2 separate regions of the Mus musculus genome follow, and region 1 is linked to region 2. A link is a loop called in an ENCODE intact Hi-C map of the cell type or tissue named here. Cell type or tissue: gastrocnemius. All regions are shown on one strand. Links, peaks and the distances in the headings refer to the core of each region. The heading gives the core; the rest is flanking DNA. Region 1 overlaps Stn1 (STN1, CST complex subunit). Region 2 overlaps Sh3pxd2a (SH3 and PX domains 2A).

Region 1 (2,903 bases), core at 404-2,903, 150 kb after region 2:
AAGCCATGCATTGGAGTTTTTATTCTTCAATGCAGATCTGCAAGCCTCAGCAGCCCTCACCGCTACTGCTGAAGTCCCAGGAAACTGAGGCAAACGTCAATTACTGTAGGAGACGATGCGCCTATACGAGCTCTTGACACATCAGGGGAGCCTGGTGGGGATGTATGTGGTAGCTTGGAGTGTGACGTTTTCAGACGGTGTAGTCTGCTATTTCTGCTCCAGTTCAGATGTGGAGGAGCCTTCGCCCTGGGATGCCCCTCTATCGAGACGGGGCCCCTGAATTCAGACACAGTGATTAAACCAGCAACACCGTTTTCTCCCATTCTGTTCTGAGTGATGGGAAGTCCAGCCAGGGAGCTGACAAGGAGGGCTTGTGTGTGTCATGGCTGACATCAGAGCCATCTGTCTCAGTCCTATTTTCCTGTGACTTATCAGAGCTTACTATGGGATGTGTAAGTCTTTACTGGGCCTGTGAGCAGAACCTAGGGTAGAGCCTCCCGCTTTGCTCCGCGGCTCTGCTCAGAAGGCCGCGTAGTAGTGGTCCGCGGTGCTGACGATGTCACTCTGGTCCTCCAGGAGCTCCAGCACCCGCTGCAGCACAGCCTTGCTCAGGTCCCAGCGGAGGTTGAGGTGCACACAGTTCAGGATGTGTAGCAGGTGGCAGCCCTTCTCCATATCTACAGGCAAGGGCAGACACCAGGTGTGACTGTGACAGCCGGGCCCTCCTCTGTCCCTCTCCAATGTGACATAGCCCGAGGCTCCACACGCATGCCTCTGTGACACAGCCCACTTCTCAGACTTCCAGTCAATCTGTATAGCCTATCCTAATGGCTGTGTGGTCCCTGATAAACCCTTTTCTCTGGTACACAGTACTGAATCCTGGCTTTCCAGGAGGCCTCTGGAGACTCACAGTAGAGCTGGCCTTTTCTTTGCTTTTTTCTTTTCTTTTCTTGTTTTTTTTTTTTTTTTTTTTTTTTTTTTTTGAGACATGGTTTCTCTGTTTAGCCCTGTAACTCACTCTGTAGACCAGGCTGGCTTCTACTCAGATATCCACCTGCCCCTGCCTCCCGAGTGCTGGGATTAAAGGCGTGTGCCACCACTGCCCAGCGAGAGCTGGTCTTTCTTAACTCAATGGGGTGGCTTGGCTAAGGGATTCCTACCTTGAGCCCGTCCCATGTTTCCTCTTCTGGCTTTCACTGCGTCATATCTATGGCAGTTGTAGTTTAGTAATCTTTCACCTTTTGACCCCAAACTAAGCACTGGGCACTCAGTGATGAAAGCTGAAGGCTGGCACCCCACCCCCTCGTGGGGTTAGTGATCATTACCTCTACGCTCATGTGTTAGCAGCCTCTTCTCCTTACCAAGCAGACTAAAGCAGACTAGAACGGAAGAACAAATGCACTGTGCTGTGTTCTGTCCCTCTACGTCATCTGGACATCTTCTGACATAAACAATATCCTAAGTCACAGAGGAACCTCATCACTAAAAGCCAGGCCCTCCTCAGAGCCCCAGCCCTGGCACACACCAGCTGAAGCTGGTCTACGCTCCCATGGTAACCAAAGGGCTCGAGTGGGGAAGGCTCTCAGAGAAGCAGCTTTGTACCCTTGAGCAAGTCACAGCACCCACGAGAATCAGTTCTGTTTACTGGTTGTGGGACAGGGAGCATTTGTGATCCTCTCATGGCCTGAGGTCCCAGGCTAACAAAGGTTAGATTGTGACCCCTAGTGGTTGAATATACTCATTACTTTCAAAATGCTGTCGTTGAAGAAGCACTCTACATGTGTGTTACAACGGTACATGTTACACAATACATGTTACACGGTACATGTTACATGGCACCCATTAGATGTAAAAAGGACACAGCGAATACACAGGGCGTGGCTGTGTTCCAGAGCTGGTCTTCCAGGGAATCTAGGTGAGATGCTTACTTGCACGTTTTGTGCTTAATTTTTCTACTCATGAGAACATTTCCAGAGTCAAAAGACATTTGGGCTGGGTGGTGGTGGCGCACTTGGCAGGCAGAGGTGGGCAGATTTCTGAGTTCTAGGCCAGCCTGGAACAAACTACAAAGTGATTTCCAGGACAGCCAGGGCTACACAGAGAAACCCTGTCTTGAAAAAACCAAAAAAAGAAAAAAGAAAAAAAGAAAAAAAAAAAACATTTGGATCGTACAACTCTTTTTTGGAAAATTTACCATTGTTATACCATATGTAAAGCTGAAATCCAGGCTTTTTAATCTAGAAGCCACCTACAGTAGAGAAAAATCCACACAACAATCCCACCTGAAATGTTTCTGCTTCAGTATTCAGCCAAGGGGCAGAGAGCTAGAGCGAGCCTTCAGGACCCCAGGCTAGAGGTAAGGGCTACCAGTCACTGTCCCGTCGGGAAAGGGAACCTCGCTTTTCTCACCCCTTTCTAGCCTAAATTAGAATTCTCTCAACAGCTTTGGGAACACCAATTCACATTCTTCAGGTAGACACCACTGTCACCTGCTCTGCAACCAGGCTCTCTCTGATGCCACATGCTGCCCACCTTCTGAAAGGACGAGCCCCTTAGTCCTTCATGGAGCTGATGCCGGCTTAGGCTTAGTGCAGACACTTTCCTTGCTATGGTCTCAGCCCCAGTCCCTCTAAATGTCAGCCCATCACTTATTAAAGGCCCAGTAGGAATGATGAAATGAATAGACTGACCTCTCTGGACAACTGTGGAATAGCATGTAGCCACTTAGAAGTTGGAGGCATCTTTCCACACACAGCGCAATTGCCAATGCCCTCTAGAGGTCAATGCTGGGTGCAGACAATGCAGATTATAGGCCAACCTTGAGTTTCTAGAAAAGCAGGATTGTGTGTTTGCATGTGCACGGAGCACCCCCAGACGGATGCTGGTCTGGTGTGGAGAGGGGG
Region 2 (2,908 bases), core at 302-2,801:
CTTCCCACCCCCATTAAACACTGCCTTCTCAATGGTGGGGAGACGGGAAGAATCCCTCATTGCTGTCCCGATTACCGATCCCAACAGTGACAGGAGCCCTACATTGGTCAAGTGTTCCCGCCATGTAGCTTCGAAACCACGTCTCTGACAGCGCTTGGCTCACCGTGACATGCCTGTGGTAGATATGCCTAACCCCATTCCCTAGAGACTCCCCAGGAGGCTGCTCCCCACCACAGCCTCTCCTGTATATGGGCCCCATGGGTTCTCCAAGGCCCATGGCAGGAGCCCTCCTGGACTGGATAGCTGTTAGATTGCTTCCTATTCAGCCACTGTACCTGAGACACCAGCAGTGCAGCCCCCCTGAGCATCCCTGCCTCTTCCAGGCAGCACAGACCTTGTGCCCCGAGGCAGTGCCAGTCCAGTCTCCACTAGGTAGGGTCAATGTTCACAGTAGCACCAACTAGATGCTCCACTCAGTACTGTATCTGCAGAGAACCTACTGGGTCTCAGGTTCAAAAGAGCTCACTCCTTATCTCTGGGGCTGTGAGACGGAAAGAAGATGTCAAGGTGGCTGTGAAAGAGATGGGGAGGGAGGGTAAATCAGACGATGAGGCACTGAAGGGAGAGAAGAGAAGGAAGACAGGGCCCTGGGGTTAGAGCTGGGGAGGTTGGCTTCCCAGGAATAGGACATGAGAGAAGCCCAGTGAGTCACCCTTAGCACAGTGTACATCACCCATGTCTAACTCACTCAGGCCTTTGGGACTCCCCACAATTGCTGTGTGCCAGTGGGCTGTATGTGGGCTGACAGGGGTGCTGGGCATCCCTGGAGTCAGGCACGCCTATAGCTTGAGCTGCTGGCTCCTGCAGAGCTGTTACTACTAACACTGGCTGCCTCCCTCCCTCTCTCCCTGCCCGGTGTCATCTCCCAAATGAACTGCAAGAACTGGGTATGACGGATGGTAAGCCAAGGTAAATATTGCTCTTGGGGTGATCTGGTCTCGGTGGTATGCCTGATAAGGCCCTCTCAGTCACTAAATCTGGGCCCAATGGTACACAGACATCCATGCAAGCAAACCAGCCGTAATGCAGTGGTGATACACTTTCCAGGAAGAGTGGTAAACATATTCTGAAATTGGTAGTGATAGCCACACAGTGGGGACTGGGCTGCTAGTTGTCACATCAGTGGTACACTTGAGACCATTTGAAAGGCTGGATGTAGCTGGCGGGGGGGGGGGGGGGGGGGGGAGCGTCTGAGCCTCAGCACTGAGTTAGACTCTCAGGCTCACAGCCTGTCAGTGGCAGTTCTAGGCTGGGTGGGACACAAAGTCAGCTGTATGCACTCTTGATCACCCCCACCTCCACCTCTACCTCTGCCCCAGTGACAAGTAAGCTGGCTACCTGCTAGAGAGCCAGAGGGATTGATTATAGTTAGTGGGAGGAAGCCTAGATTTTTCTGGGTGCTTCTTGGAACAGGCTTCCTGTGCCCACCAGATGGCGCCCATCCTTAGAGTTTTATCCAGGAGCTCTGGAGGCCAGAGGAAAGTCTCCAGGACCACCCCTGGTGTCTCTATAGACATACACCTTGGGGTGGGGGTGGGGAGGGGGTGGAGATACAGCCATTTGCCTCAACTGAAGTAGGGATTACCAGCTTCCTGGGAGAATAACAATAGACAGACAGTACCAATGCAGGTGGCTGTAATACTCAGTCTTACCACCAGGTGGCGAAAGATACACACAGATCTGGAATGAGGCACTGGTTCTAAGGATCTCAAAGTTAGACTGGCGCTCAAACTCCAACCTTAAGCGCCTTACAGACCACTATAGCAAAGGATCCTAGGGATTTCAGAAAGCTTGCTCCTCACTTTGAGGTAGTGTTTGTTTGTTTCTCTGCTTGCTTGCTTGTGTTTTCTGCTCTTATAGCCATTATACCTAAGTTGTTACACACTTGGACCACAGCAATAGGCACCTAGTTCTGACAGGACCACAAGATATCAGAGCCAGGAGGAACTCAGAGACACCCAGATTCTGTCCCCATATCTGATGCCAGTGTCGATGGAGCTAGTAATGGCCTTGTACCCACCTCCTCTCAGAACACTTCCTAAGGCTCCTTCAGAGACAGCCTCTTTCCTGAGGTTGGCTGCAGACTCCCTCCGGGTAGGTGTCCCCACCTGCTCTCTGACTTGAGTAGCTGACCATCCCTTGGTCTCAGGTAGAAGGCCTTTATGCTCTTTATGCGAGCCTCCGAGCACCTGACCAGGCTGGCCCGGTGCTGTGGGAAGCCCTGAGCCTACACAATCTCTTCTCCTGCCCCACTGGATCAGCAGCTGCCATTGTTAGAAGAGCCCTGGGCCTTAAACAATTAAGCACCAAGTAGGTGGAGGTGGAGCTGGGTTCAGCACCTGTGATGCTATCTGCTGCCTCCCACAGGGTGAGCACTCCCTTGCAGTGCCTTCCTCCCTCAGACTGAGTTTCCTTGCCAGGGATGAGGCTGTACCTCGGACATTGGCCCCTGGGCCTCACAAAGTATATAGTCAGCTGATGAACAGCCTTCTCCCTGGTGCCATCAGAAGGCCTGCGTCAGAGTGGAGAAGGCCCAGTTTTAAGTTCAGCTCTGATTTGCACTGTCCCTGAGAGGTCACCAACTGGGGGGTTATACTCAAGAGTAGACAGCTATGGTCAGAATGAGCCTTTGGGCTTTGAGGAGAAAGGGGCCACCCGTCCTGGGGGAGGCAGAACACCTGCCTGCTGGATAGACCTGCGTGGGTGGGTAGATGGGGCTTACCTGTCCTGATGGAGATGCCCCAGGGTACCTGGGCCTCAGCCATGAGACAGGAAGTATGTGGAAATGAGAGACACCCACACCCCAACTCCTCCCAAGGCTGGGGATCAGGGGAGAACAGAAAGCACA

The links. Hi-C counts contacts between places; a loop is a spot of excess contacts. Peaks named below come from ENCODE experiments on the same cell type or tissue, not always from the same donor. Only the 100,000 strongest peaks of a DNase experiment are listed, where the experiment ranks them.
Region 1: it touches region 2 in a loop (12-fold over the local background); 26 of 42 quality-filtered maps call a loop at or near these places.

Annotation. Positions count from the first base shown.
Region 1 is chr19:47,501,041-47,503,943 of GRCm38, forward strand. Stn1 (STN1, CST complex subunit) reads right to left here. Exons shown (of 10, transcript NM_175360.3): 10 at 1-677. The coding sequence ends at 520. Among named protein-coding and RNA genes, the nearest start is that of Gm19557, 10 kb to the right of the region's middle. In gastrocnemius, for the core only: CTCF peaks have their summits at 1,728 (motif pointing left) and 2,731 (motif pointing left); a DNase peak (open chromatin) is centred at 2,744.
Region 2 is chr19:47,355,044-47,357,951 of GRCm38, forward strand. All of the region lies in intron 5 of Sh3pxd2a (SH3 and PX domains 2A), which reads right to left. Among named protein-coding and RNA genes, the nearest start is that of Gm29834, 70 kb to the left of the region's middle. In gastrocnemius, for the core only: no CTCF peak of the experiment used is centred there; DNase peaks (open chromatin) are centred at 1,533 and 1,672; H3K27ac peaks cover 396 bases.